Linked DNA regions of Homo sapiens: region 1 is linked to region 2. The links are chromatin loops, found by intact Hi-C in ENCODE. Cell type or tissue: GM12878. All regions are shown on one strand. Each heading gives the region's core, and the rest is flanking DNA. Links, peaks and the distances in the headings are about the cores only. Region 1 holds the start of ZDBF2 (zinc finger DBF-type containing 2). Region 2 overlaps ADAM23 (ADAM metallopeptidase domain 23).

Region 1 (7,691 bases), core at 31-2,530, 170 kb after region 2:
AACCCACAATCCTCATAAAACATATTTTTCAACTGCCTGACAAAAGAGACATCAACTTAATTTGAAAAATAATAATAATAAGGAAAGACAATAGAAAGGCATTTGGTTTTCTGAATAAGACAATCTAAATTTTCCGTCCAGCAGTAGGGAAACAATTGAGGAGCAATGACAAAACAATGGCCGAATGCATAAAAAGACCACACTAATTCAGTGTCAGTTCCTCCACACAACACTACTAATTTTCAATTTTCCCCTTTTCTGGATTATCCACGCTATGCTGGCTTTCCTCTGGTGACAAGCATTATCCTAGACACCTCTATTCAGTCTTAATAAAATAATAATAGCTAATACTTAGTACTTAATCTGAGCCAGGCGCTCTGTCAACAGCTTCCTGTGCATTATCTCATCTAAATAACAAACAGCTTTATAAGGTAGCTGCCATGATTAATTCCCATTTAACAAATCAGGGAACTGAGGTTGAGAGAAAAGAGGTATCTTGTTGCAGGTCTCACACCAATAACCAGCGTAACTGAGATGTGATCACTGGTCAATTTGAGTAGTTTATGCTTTAACCTCTTAACGACTTAGACACTTCCTCTCTGTATTTTTAGGAATACTACTTGTTTTAATATTAGGTGAAAACAAATAATTAGGACTCTTATTTGCTGCAATCAACATCACCACTATTCCAAAGAAAAAATAAAACTAATGTCTAGTTTAATTGCATCTTGCTCATTTGAGTGCTGACAGTACCTTGGATTAGCGACTCTCAAGATTATTTAACATGACACACAGGAACCAATAAATTTTTAATTACAACCGAGCACACACGCACAGGCACATACGCACACTTAAAAGATTTTTCACAAAACAATACTCTCATTACATGTAATGCAGTCTGATATTTTCTATGCGATCTTACTTTTTTTAATGCTAGTCACGACCCACTAAATTTCACAATGCACACGCGCACAGTTAAAATATTTTTCACAAAACAATACTCTCATTACATATAATGCATTCTGATTTTTTTATGCGATCTTATTTTTTTTTAAATGCTAGTCATGACTAAATTAATTTCACCATTCACGAACCGGCTGAAAAAACTCAGTTTGAAAAAACACTGCCTCCAATTATTATGCAGAGTAAACCATATTTTATAGAAACCAGTTCTTACCCTGAATTCAGCTTATTTCTATCCAAATCACTGGCCACTGCAGTGATACTTTATCAACTCTCTAACGAGTTGCTTTCTTGCCTTCTAGGCTTTAGGTTCAAACGATAGAGAAAAGGTCTTCCACGTATTAAGTGAAAAAAGCAAATAAACACCCCTTATGTAACACACGTATATATGTTTGTGTATTAATTAAAAAGGAAGGAAAGATACCCCCCAAATTGTTAGCAGATTCTCTCGAGGATGAGATCGCTACAGGCTGCCTCCATCGTCCCTCCCCCTCCCCACACGTAGCATATTGCTGTAAAAAAGAAAAACAAAAACAAGCTATTTCCTTTAGGTGGGGGTGGGGTTTTGGTCCCTTGAGAACCAGTATCTTGTTATGCATTTTTTTCACGAGCTACCAAGAATCATCGCGTGAGATAATCGCAGGAGCTGGTAAGGCCCTTCTTAGGAGCAAGTAAAAACGATGGCGTAACACGACCACATTTACACAACTGTTGCACGGCGGTAGTAAAAGAATCATTAACACAAAAATCAAACGTTTTCAAATAAACTATAATCGCCCGAGGCTGGGAAAGGCCTAGGTCTGGGGCCAGCTGGACCCAACGCAGGGCACTGGGGGAAGGGGGTGTGTGGACAGGTGGCTCGGGATCTCGGCCCCACAGGTGCCCAGGGGCAAGACTCCGCGGGTTCCCGGCCCTCAATCCGACCCCGCAGACCGCCCCCTCCCCAAGCCCGGACCCGAGGCCTCGTCCGCCGGCCCCTCTGACCCAGGGCCCCGGACAGAAGCGCAATGCAGCCTGCGCCCCACCTCCTTCCCTCGCCCCGCCACCTCGATCCCGGCCCGGAGCCGCCGACACCTCTCACGCAGCAGGGGCAGAAAGGGACGCGGGGTGGGGGGAAGCCGAGGACCTGCGAGGCGGCCGCGGGAGCCCAGCGAGCGGTCCTGGCGTCCCTCGGGAAGAAGGCGCCCCGGGCGCCCGGCGAGCAGGCCCCGCCCGCGGGCGTCGCCCCGGCCGCGCCCCGCCCCCGCCGCGGCACTCACCTCCGCGGAGGCTGCCCGGATTCCTTCCGGGCCGCGGTGGAGACCGAGGACCGAGCCGGGCGCTCTCCCTTCTTATTCCGGTTCCGCGGCGGCGCCCGAATCCCAGACCGTCCGAGCGCCACGGCCCCGCTGCCCGCGGAGCCAGAAATAGGCGACTTCGGCCCCTGCGGTCCGGAGGCGAGAAGCGGCGCGGGAGCGCGTCTCTCAGGACGCGGGCCCCGAGTCGCGACTCCACTCACGCAGGCATCCAAGGCAACGTGGCGTTGCAACCCTGATGGAGGTTTGACGTCAGGGAAGGTGCGAAAACCAGACCCCTTCTGACGCAGGAGCGGCGGGACCGCCCCCTGCCCGCCCACCCACTCACTCACTCTCCCACCCGGGCGGAGGAGCCCCTTCCTCCCCTCCAGAAGCTCTTAAAGCGGACACTTCCTCCCTGGTCAGGGCCCCACTCCGGAGCTTGGGAAATCTATCGCGTTCCAACAAAAATGACTAGACTCATAAGCACAGTTGGGACGCGAAGTAGAGACCAAGGTTTTAGCGTTTGAGGGTCCAAATAAAAACTGCTTGCCAATTCAAAGCAACGTATGAATGTAGAAAAGAAAACGGGGCTAAGAGAGCTAGTCGTTTCCGTTTCCATGCCTATTTCATAGTGAGGTGCATCTCACAAAAGCTGCTGTTCAATGAGCGCTTGCTCTGTGCTAGGCACCGTTTAAGGTTTCTATACATTATTGCATTTCATTTCAGAGTAACTCTGAATGAATCCTATTATTGTCCCCCTTTGACAAATTGAGAAAACTGAGGCTTAAGGAAGTTAGGTATTCAAAGATCTATCCTGCACATTAAAGGGTTACAAATATTAACAAACAACATTAGGTCATGCAATTATATTCACTGCGCTACCCCATTACGAATATAGTTGTGAGCAAAAACAGTTTAAGTGTAACGGAGATCACAAACCTAAATGAATCACACTACTGAATATGAAATTATAATCTGCGATAAGAAGGTTCTGAAACACCTAAACCAATTTTACTAAAATGGAGAGAGGCCCTGTTGCAAAGCTTATGTCTAATGTAAAAATAATCTTAAAATGAGCTACTTTGCTCTTTGGCTGTAGCTGTAATTGTCGTTACCCTTTTTAGTAAGCTTGTGATTTTGTCCCTTTAAAGAACAACAACAAAAAAACTTGCCTATTGCTTTTGCGTCCATTGTTTTTATTCTTTCTGTATTTCTCAGCTCCTTCTTCCCCCACTACATCTTTCTCTCACTTTAAAGTTGGGCTCCTGCAACTGTTCGATTTATAACCTCCCTTAGATTTAACATACCAAAAAGTACGGATTTCTTTTAAGGCAAGTTTTTTCCACATCCCAACTTTGGAATTATAGAAAATCCACTATACATTGATCGAAGCACCATGACATTATGTATTTCACAGATGCTAAGCCATGTTTTTCCCCACATTTTAACATCTGTGAAATCAAGATGCATCTTATAAACTCTCGTTGACCGGGTGGCAGTACAGACCTGGTTGTCATTACCTCCACGTATTACAACGTGGATGTTGCTGTGCAGGTTGTCCTCATTTCAACTGAGATAAGTGCATTGTTTAATAAAACCCATAACCCTAGGAGGAAGGGAATTAACAGACAAAAGTCACTCAAACTTGGAGAGAGATTTTCCTAGGGAAAGAGGGAAGATTTGCCTGGAGAAGATTTTCCTAGGACCAAAAAGAGATTTCCCCAGCATTTAGAAAAGAAAGAGATGGGACTGGCTAAGAACTAGTAGTCTTCTGGGAGCCCTGAGTTACTTACCAAGTACATTCATTCTTGATGGATTTTGGGAACCCATATATGAACAGTTAAATACTAAGCCTACTTGCACCCCCCAAAAATGAAATAACTTCGATATTATTCTTGATAGCCTGATTAGTCAGTTACAACCCCTACAGCTTTTATTCAATAACACCATTGAAGGAGGAAAACAAGTCCTGAATGTTTTGCGTGAAAACACAAAATTGACATATTCAGGTGAGATCAAGAAGGTGCCAGCATCAAAACTTGCAGAATAAGATCAGCTGCTTGGAAGAAAATCCTGCATACAATAGTGCAGCATTCTTCCTTCCTTTCTCTCCCTCTCTGTTTTTTGTTTTTGTTTTTGTTTTTGTTTTGAGACAGGGTCTCCTTCTGTCACCCAGGCTGGAGTTCAGTGGCGCAAACACGGCTCACTGCAGCCTTGACCTCCCAAGCTCAAGCGATCTTCTTGCCTTAGTCTCCAAAGTGGCTGGGACCACAGGCGTGTGCCACCATGCCTGGCTAATTTTTTTACTTTTTGTAGAGATGGGGGTTCTCACTTTTTTGCCCAGGCTGGTCTCGAACTCCTGGCTTCAAGGGATCCTCCCACATTCACCTCCCAAAGTGCTGAGATTACAGATATGAGCTGTAACTGTGCCCAGCTGGAGCATTCTTAAAGTTAGATGCATCACCAACACTTTTGGTGGAAAGCTACAGCCATGGACAACTGATTCAAAAAGTGATTCATAAAAGTTGAGCTCTGGGCTTGGCGCGGTGGCTCACGCCTGTAATCCCAGCACTTTGGGAGCGCGAGGTGGGCGGATCACCTGAGGTCAGGAGTTTGAGACCAGCCTGGCCAACATGGCGAAACTCCATCTCTACTAAAAAAAAACACAAAAATTAGCCAGGCATGGTGGTACATGCCTGTAATCCCAGCTACTGGGGAGGCTGAGGCAGGAGAATCACTTGAACTTGGGAGGCGGAGGTTGCAGTGAGCTGAGACCGTGCCACTGCACTCCAGCCTGGGTAACAGAGTGAGACTTCGTCTCAAAATAAATAAATAAATTAATTAATTAAAAAAATAAATAAAATGAAAGTTGAGTTCCGAATATGAAGTTTCTGAAATACCTAAACCAATTTTACTTATATGTCTCTTTTTATGCATTCACAAGATCAATGCATAATAAATGTGTCAAAGTCTGAGAGTGCTCTTTTACTGAGTATGAAATAAAAATAGGCCAGGTATGGTGGCTCGCACCTGTAGTCCCAGCAATTTGGGAGGCTAAGGCGGGAGGATCGCTTGATCCCAGGAGTTCAAGACCAACTTGGGAAACAGCGAGACCTCATCTCTACAAAAACTACAAAAAAATCAGCCAGGCATGGTGGTGCATGCCTGTAGTCCCAGCTACTCAGGAGGCTGAAGCGGGGGAATCACCTGAGCCCGGGATGTAGAGGCTGCAGCGAGCCGTGATCGCACCACTGCATTCCAGCCTGGACAACAGTGTAAAACCCTGTCTCAAAGAGAAAAAAGAAAAGAAAAAAAGAAAAACACTAAATTACAAGAAATTGTGTTATAGTTTAGTTGGCAAAATTTTTCTTCCAACATGATACTATCATAAAACATCAAAGGGAGTGCCATTCTGCATCAGATCAGCAGTCCGCACAAACCAGATTTCCGTCTACTGGCAATGGGCACGTTTTGTGGGAGAGCTTAGTTATCTATAAGGTTAAGCTCCAAAAGTTGTAATTTCCCCCTCAATTCTTTATTAACCCATTACAGATCTAAACACATTACACATCTAAACATATTTAAAGGACCTTAGAGATCAGGATTGGGTTTGTATGTACTTCATTTCCTCCCCCAACATATTTGGTCCAGGGAGAAAAAAGTGCTGAGTATGTGTTATTTCACATGCTTCCTTCTTTTAAGGAACACCAAAACCTGCTCTTTTGTGTCTAGAAAGCACTCCAATAATGTCTACATTTTGTAAGCCATTTAAGCTAATATTAGGCTAATGTCTTAAGGAAAGGCTATTTGGAAAAAACAAGATCTCATAGCTGGGTCATAAAAGAATTGAGATTTCACCAATTTAGAGTGTGGACTATGTCTTTTCCCAAATTCTATTACTGTGTGCTTCATTCTACCTATTTACAGTCAGGTGAGGTCATTATAAAGCTTTTACCCCGAAGCCTGGCATGTTAGGTCTTTAAAAAGTAAAATGTTTTCTTTAAGCATAAAGGGATTCATGCACATGCCCCATCCAAATCATTATTTTAAAATAATTGTGGGCCGGGCACCGTGGCTCACACCTGTAATCCCAGCACGTTGGGAGGCTGAGGCGGGCGGATCATTTGAGCTCAGGAGTTCAAGACAAGCTTGACCAACATGGTGAAACCCCATCTCTTCTAAAAATAAAAATTTGGCTGGGCATGGCGGCTTGCACCTGTAGTCTCAGCTACTCAGGAGGCTGAGGCAGGAGAATCGTTTGAACCCGGGAGGTGGAGGTTGCAGGCAGCCGAGATCACACCACTGCACTCCAACCTGGAAGACAGAGTGAAGACTCCATCCCAAAAAATAAATAAATAATAAAATCAAATTAAATTACTGTGAATGGTCAGAAAATATCTTCATTTTGTCATGTTGATTCCTCCCTGTAAAACAGATAAAAGTTTCATTTGCAAGGTAGAGGGAAAGATGGTAGTGTTAAATGTCCTCATCTTCCTGGTTGTTGGAACAAAAATGTTGTTGAAGAAAATGCAGGCCGGGCGCAGTAGCTCACGCCTGTAATCCCAGAACTTTGAGAGGCCAAGGCGGGTGGATCACGAGGTCAAGAGATCGAGACCATCCTGGCTAACACGGTGAAACCCCCTCTCTACTAAAAATACAAAAATTAGCTGGGTGTGGTGGCGTGTGCCTGTAGTCCCAGCTACTCGGGAGGCTAAGGCAGAAGAATTGCTTGAACCTGGGAGGCAGAGGTTGCAGTGAGCCGAGATGGTGCTCCTGCACTCCAGCCTGAAGACAGAGTGAGAATCCGTCTCAAGAAAAAAAAAAAAAGGCAGGCTGGGTGCAGACGCTCATGACTACAGTCCCAGTTACTCAGGAGGCTGAGGTGGGAGGATTGCTTGAGCCCAGGAGGTCAAGGCTACAGTGATCTGAGATTGCATCACTGCACTCCAACCTGGGCAACAGAGTGAGACTGTCAAAAAAAAAAAAAAGAAAGAAAGAAAGAAAGAAAAAAGAGAGAGAGAAAGGAAAGGAGGAAGGGAAGGGGAGGGGAGGGGAGGGGAGGGCGCGGTAGCTCATGCCTGTAATCCTAGCACTTTGGGAGGCTGAGGCAGGCGGATCATTTGAGGTCAGGAGTTTGGGACCAGCCTGACCAACATGGTGAAACCCCGTCTCTACTAAAAAATACAAAAAAATTAGCCGGGCTTGGTGGCACGCACCTGTAATCCCAGCTACTCGGGAGGCTGAGGCAGGAGAATCGCTTGAACCCAGGAGGTGGAGGCGGAGGCTGCAGTGAGCCAAGATCTTGCCACTGCACTCCAGCCTGAGCGACAGAGCAAGACTCCGTCAAAAAAAAAAAAAAAAAAAGAAAGAAAGAAAGAAAGAAAGAAAAAGAAACAATGCATGTTAAAGTATATGGCTTTAAGTTGCAGAAGTATACAGTAGGCAGTTGCG
Region 2 (7,090 bases), core at 4,591-7,090:
CACCATAAAAATAACAAAAACTACCAGCTCTTGATTATCACAATCACATTAATGATGGGTAGCAGTGAGAGACATTATCTAAGAATTGTTGATACAGGCATTTTTGCTACTTTAGGTAGTGTAAGCATATAGTTAGTGTGACTTATGCAGTGCTAAAAACTCAAGACCAAAATTATCTCTCCTCAGTAGCAGTGAGGAGCACAGTGCCAAAAATACTTGAGTATTTTGAGGGTCCTTTTGAATTTTAGTTTGATTATAACATGAATTCCATGGGAACCCCTATACTCTAACATATAAGTGTTCAATCATCAATTCATTCCACAGAAGGCCTACTACATGCCAAGCATTACAAGTAAAATCATTACAAGCCTGAATTCTATATATTACAATTTTGTAATGACTGCTTAGGAAGACCTGGAAAACTTGGGAAGGCTGTTTAGATAAAGGCAGCTCTTTAGATAAAGTCTAGGCTTGCTAAAGAAACTTCCAGAAGGGAAATCTTTTCCCCATGTTCCACAGTATAAAACTTTCTATTGATTTTTAAAATTAATTCCTTATAATAAAGGTCATAAAAATTTATGTTCCAGAATTGTAAAAACGTGTGCTAACATCTCATGGCAGAGACAGGTGGGAGTCTTCATCCTATGTTCCTCTTTCTGTTGTCCCATACCAACAACAATGGAACAACTGGTTTCTGGAAAGTCAAGAAATGTGGAACCAGTCCTATCCTAAAATAGAGAAGGAAACAAAAATAATCACCAAGATCTAAATTCACTTAAACTTCTCTCTCTTCTCTCTTCAACCTGGGGTGGTAGGTAGTAGAGAAAGCAAAAGACTGAGCCACACAGGTCAACTAAAGTCAGCTTTCCCCAAGGTCCGGTGCTATGCATCGTGCATCTCCACAATCCCTTCCCAACCAGAAGAGACGAGAATCCTAAGGGAGCATGATATAGGACAAGTAGTTTTTTAGGGGGGTTTTTTGTTTGTTTGTTTTTTGAGACAGAGTCTCATTCTGTGGCCCAGGGTGGACTGCAGTGACGCTCACCGCAACCTCCGCCTCCCGGGATCAAGCGATTCTCATGCCTCAGTCTCCCGAGTAGCTGGGATTACAGGTGCGCACCACTGCGCCCGGCTAATTTTTGTATTTTTTTAGTAGAGATGGGGTTTCACCATATTGACCAGGCTGGTCTCAAACTCCTGACCTCAGGTGATCCAACCGCCTCAGCCTCCCAGAGTGCTGGGATTACAGGCATGAGCCACCACGCCCAGCAGGACAAGTAGTTTTTGACTAAAGTTTCAGGAAAAGCTTCCTTAACTCTCCTAGGAACAGACCACATAGGATTATCTCAGAATGAATGAATGAATCTAAAGTGTTTCTCCTGCTTTTAAAATGTATGGTCCATTTTATTAATATATTGCATTAATGGTTAATAAAATGCTTATATTTAGTAATCATACAATTCCATTTACGCCCATAAAAGTCTCCACAAGTGAAAACGATCGATCTTGATAACAAAGTAAGAGATATAAGAAAAAAGCAATGTTTTTTCCTTCTCTAGTCTCACACAACACTTAACCCAACACTTCTGACATCTGACGTATGGGAGGGTTTTCCCCACACACCAAGTAATTCTGCAGATTCTCCATCACATACCACCTCGATGTCCTCCAATTCAATTCTGACACTCTTAGCCTGGAGACAGCGTCAGATCCACTGGTTGAAGGCCTAGTCCCACAAGCCTACAAATGCCCACTTCAGATGCCAATCTCAAGCCCCAGATGGAGGCCTGTGCTCCTGACAGATCAGCTATAAACTAGGGTAGCCACAATTCCCTTAAATTAATTTGCTAGAGCGGTTCACAGAACTCAGGAAATACTTTACTTACACTTACCATTTACATAACAGATATTACAAAGAATACAGATGAAGAGCCAGATGGAAGAGACACATAGGGCGAGGATCTTCAATGCCCTCCCCAGGAACTCCACCCTCCAGGAAGTTCCACATGTTCAGCTATCCAAAAGTTTCCAGAACCCAGTCTTTTGGGTGTTTATGGATGCTTCCTTACATAGGCATGACTGATTAAATCACTGGCTATTGGTGATCAACTCAACCTTCTGCCTCTCTCTTTGGGGTTGTGGGGTGCAAATCCCAAACCTCTAATAATGTGCTGGTCTTTCTGGTGACCAGCTCCCATCCTGAAGCTATTTAGGGACCCCCAGCCACCCATCATCTCATTGGCATATGAAAGACACTCATCACTCTGGAGATTCCAACGGTCTTCGAAGCTGTGTACCAGGAAACAGGATAATTACCAAATACATTTCACAATATCACACAAAGCAAAATTAAATTTTTCCATTTCAGACCCTAATACTGCTACACGGCAGGAATCTGACTTCCTAGCTAGCAAGAAAGAATTTATAATAAATCATCAGAAAATAAAATTGTCTTTAAAGAATCTTGAATTTGAGTAAGCACCAAAAATCAAGGAATACAGCATTTGGATCCAAGGTGTCAAAACTCCCTGCCTGCTCTAGACTACCTTGGTTTATGCCTACTAACCTGGCATAATTATTAGGAGTGCCCACTTCTACTTTAAAAAATGGCACAGTTTGGACAACTGGTTATACATCACTCTATGCAGATAAAAAAGATTTTTCAACATTGTTTGACAAAGAAACATTAAGGCATTCAGAAACATTAGGATGCAAAGAGGTGGTTTGCACAATCTGCTTTTACACTCACCAATTCTGGAAGAGTTAATAAACATGTTAACTTTCACAGCTATAAAGTAATAAAGATTGATCAACATTGAACATTTACGAAATTTCTTCAGACATAAATGTGGAGCTTGGCCTTGCAACCTATATTTGGGAATTTCCATTTCCACCTCTACCCCCAGTCTAGGGATCCATGAGAAAGGCACAGTGATTCAGCATTTCTAAGGCTTTCATTAAAATGTGCTTCAGTGCAATGAAATCAGGAGAGGGAAAAAAAGGTACATAACACAGATATTAAAAACTTCTTTACATAAAAGCAGAAATGAAATTCTATACTTTCTTACTGAAACATTTCTAAAGCAGCAGAACTGGCAAGTGTCTCTCATCACTGTTATTAAGCAAGTCATCCTAAGATACAGCAGAAAGCAGATGGAACACTTTTTATCAACTACTTCAAGAGATGCTTAAAAACAGAAGTAAAAGGGAGGTCACAGAACACAAAGGGTAATTTCAAGGCACCCACCAAACAACAACACTGTCTATACCTGTACGGGAGCACTTTTAGAATCTTGCTTATCTCATTTTCCTGCCTCCTGGAGGATAGATCATGTCTTTTCATCCTTTTAACCTTTATCTCTTATCTTTGAATACTTAGCATACCGCTTGCATATGAGAAAGGTGCAACAAATGTTTATAGAGTTAAACTAATAAGAAAAATGCTTTCAAATACGATTTCTGTAGAAACATTCTTTTCAAAGTACAGTATAAAAGAAACCCAACTATTCCTCTAGGTAAGCGGTGGGTACAGGTTTAACAAACCTTATTATCACGGAAGTCAGGTATATTACAGTCAAACCACGTCCCACCAAAGAAAACAGCCACATAAGGTTAAACTATAAGGCAAGCATTAGTCATAGCCTCAAACATCTGAGTTATTAAAAAGTGCCACTGAAATTTCAAGTCTCTGCTGAGGAGGGCTTGAGCATTCTTTGAAACAGGCTTTGAGGCAGCTGTTTTTCCTTCCTCCAGCATCCTAAGCAAAGGTGCTGGAGTTTGAGAACTAACCACTTAACTCTAAAAGGTCTCATTCATAAGGAAAGCTATAAAAGCCTCAATGCATTTTATCAAAAGGGCCTTGGATTTCTCTTCTTTAAAGACAACACCCATTTCTCCTATCAATAAGACAAATGAGTTAGACATGACCTATTAGTCACCCCATTAAGTTATATAGGAGCTTATGGAGAAAAGGGCTGGCTGAGAACAGAGACACATTTATCTCACGGTGGGTAGCAGCCACTTCAAAATAATGTGAAAGAAAGTTCACCTCTCCAGTAATATTCAAGGTGAAGAAAGCACTTTCTCAGAGACCTAACTTGTAAAAAATAGTAAAAATTAAACATTCAGGTCACCTGAATTTTATATTAGCTGCTTTACAACATAGGAAAATCACCCAAAAGCCTTAAATTTCTAGCTCCCCATTTGTAAAATGGGGATAAATACTGTTACCACTCACCTATATTTTAGAAAACTAATAAAAAACAATGATGTAAACTGCAGATACTTTCTTAAATTCTAGATGTTTAGACAGTTAATTGCTAACTGTTGTTCTCACCTGAACAAGTACAGATCAAAATGAAACATTTAACATACAGACTCTATTTTCTGCTCCCGATAAACAACAGAAGAACCGATAATCCATTGTTTAAATCTGCTCGGGGTTCAAAATAATATTAATTCAAGTAAAGAATAGTAACACAGGGAAAAAGATCCCTTAAACTCTTTGGATATTAAACATTTGTCTTCTACTGATACCTTGGTAAATATCAGTTCCACTTTCTGAACTAACCTGAAAGTAAAGCAACTGCTCATAATCAATGCAGAGTAGGTACTGAAGAATTATGCCAATCAAAATTGGTCTTCATATTATGCAAATAATTTGTGTCTAGTCACCATAATCTTTTTAAATGTCAAATTGTTTACCTATTGAAAATACAACAGAAAATTTTTTTTTCCTCCTACTGATCAATTAAAGAAACAGACTGTTTAAACACTCAATTTCTAAGTGGAAAGACTGATGGAGACACTGCAGCCAAATAGCTTCTTGAAGCAATCTTGCATGTGCAGATTGAAAGCAGTTTTTATATCATGGGAGACAGTTTTATATCAAGGCAGAATACTGCACCCTTACATAAAGCCTCACAGAAACAAGTTAGAATCATAAACACATTCACTTAACTACTGTTCAGTGCCCAATGTACCTGAAAGATACATGGATATCATTTCAGGTATCAGAAAATTCTAGTTCCAGTTTAGTCAGAGAAGAGAAACAACAGTCTTATCCCAGTAGATCCCAAGTTAATTCCTTCCAGTTTCTCCCCTATCATAATATTAATTGCTTTCTTAATAAAATGCTGCAGTAAAATTTGTGAACTCAGATTCTGGCAGAAAATCAAATCAAAGGAAAACTCTTCATGATAGTTACTTTTGCATAGCCAGCCTCCTGCCTACCTTATTATGTTTTTGCTGGTGTCTTGCCTTTGTGTCAAGAACGTGATAAGGGCTTTCCGAGTCTTGGTTGATGTAATATATGAGTCTTGAAGGCAGTGTGATTTCTTTCTGCATTGCATTGCTGTAACTGATATTACTGCTGCTATTCTGTTGCAATGTATTGTCTTCATCTGCCAGGACTCCCAAATTTTTTTCTGCAGTTTCATTCCAATGCGGAGCTGGTGGAGGTAGGGGGGTGGGGGAGCAGAAAATACAAACATACACAAACACACACATATTTACCCCATAAATACATAAGCACTAAAATGCATTTTTCCTTTAATTTCAAACACAAAGTTTTCTATTTATAAGCAGTTAAGAAGTAGAGCTAGAGTAAAGCAAGTTATTTCAACAATAAAATGGCCTGGAGAAGTTAATAAATAGCCAATAAGGCTTATACAACTGTGCACTATTTATTTTGATTTATGTCTTATATATACATTTCTAGTCAGACTCAAATCTATACTTCTAAGTGTTGGGGGGGGGGTAGAATGAACTTGAGGGAAGAAGAGTCATTAAATGAACATGTTCAGGGGTCCTGCCCCCGATCTCCACCCCTTCTCTGAGTCCACAGAAGCACAACTCTACTCTGCCTAGTGGCATCCCATCCAAGAGCTAAGAACGCTCCTAAGATAACTTGAGTACTGAATTTATGGATACCGAATATTAATCGACTCTTTTAACAAAATGGACAATTCCCTTCTCTTTTAACTTTAAGATGAGCAAACATACTTTGCCATGTAGGGATACAGATGCTGGCAGCTTCCCAATTTCTTTTTATTTTCCTGACAAAGCCAGCTTTCTGCTTTCAGTGACTTCCAATCATCAATATATAGAAGATGGTATTATATTAATTGTTCATTATAATGACAAGCACTTTGAGAAATCAGAACCAAAGGTCGTGCATGAAGTATGTCTTCAGCACCTTAATTCTTTGGTCCCCGAAGTGTGCCTCCCCCACCTTAATTCCAACCGCACTGAATGCGCCGGATACGAAATTTGAGGAAACAGCCCATTACCACTATTATCACTACATCCTCCCCGCATTCACATTAAGGTTCCACCACGCAAGTAGCAACTTGCTCCCTCGCTGTATTTCCCATCCACTGGTTGCCCCTCCGCAAGTTGCACAGAGATCGCTGAGGGACCCAGGATCCACTAAACACCTCCCAGTGGAACCAACAAGAATTGGAATGGGTTTTTCGCGAATGCAACAGAAATGGACTTCCAAAAGTGAACTGGGATGAATGGGGGTTTGGGAACGAGAAGGGTGGAAAGACAGGCAGGGAGGGAAGGAAAGGCCGAGCCGGGGACAAGCCCGGAGCACACGGACCCGCGCGCCCTTCGCTTTCCTCTGCAGGGCCCCGCGGGAAAGCCAACGCAAAGGGCACGGGGCCATACCCACCGCTGGGCGCAGCAGCCCCCCAGGCGCGGGGCCGGGACGAGGCGGCGAGCGGAGGCAGCAGGAGAAGGACGAGAAGCAGGCGGCAGGGCGGCGTGCGGGCCGGGGCGCTGGCAGGCACCGAGCCGGCGGGGCCGCGTTGGGGGCCGCAGGAAGCGCCGGCAAGGCTGCAGCCCGCCAGGGGCGGCTGCCGCGAGCTGCTGCCGGGCGGCTTCATGGCTCATAGCTCCCGGGCGCCGCTCCGTGTGGCCGGCGAGAGCGCCGGGCTAGCTGCGGGGCGGCCGCGGGCGGAGCCGGTCACGCCGGCTCGGCGCGCATGGTGCCGCGGCGGGCAGGGGGCTCCGGGCTCGGGGCACGGGGCGCGGGGCTCGGGGCTGGGCGGCGCCCCCTTTCCCGGCTCGCCTAGCCTCGCAGCCA

Evidence for each region. Hi-C counts contacts between places; a loop is a spot of excess contacts. Peaks named below come from ENCODE experiments on the same cell type or tissue, not always from the same donor. Only the 100,000 strongest peaks of a DNase experiment are listed, where the experiment ranks them.
Region 1: a loop joins it to region 2, with 2.1 times the contacts of the local background. A loop is called at or near these places in 7 of 110 quality-filtered maps.

The regions. Positions count from the first base shown.
Region 1 is chr2:206,269,478-206,277,168 of GRCh38, reverse strand. ZDBF2 (zinc finger DBF-type containing 2) reads right to left here and starts at 2,506. Exons shown (of 5, transcript NM_020923.3): 1 at 2,223-2,506. RefSeq lists an enhancer at 1,649-2,148 and silencers at 1,812-2,271, 2,552-2,611. In GM12878, for the core only: no CTCF peak of the experiment used is centred there; a DNase peak (open chromatin) is centred at 1,518; H3K4me3 peaks cover 2,408 bases; H3K27ac peaks cover 2,172 bases.
Region 2 is chr2:206,443,667-206,450,756 of GRCh38, reverse strand. ADAM23 (ADAM metallopeptidase domain 23) reads right to left here. Exons shown (of 26, transcript NM_003812.4): 1 at 6,677-7,090; 2 at 5,233-5,450. The coding sequence starts at 6,890. Among named protein-coding and RNA genes, the nearest start is that of ADAM23, 3.7 kb to the right of the region's middle. RefSeq lists a silencer at 6,651-6,780. In GM12878, for the core only: no CTCF peak of the experiment used is centred there; no DNase peak of the experiment used is centred there; H3K4me3 peaks cover 618 bases; H3K27me3 peaks cover 312 bases.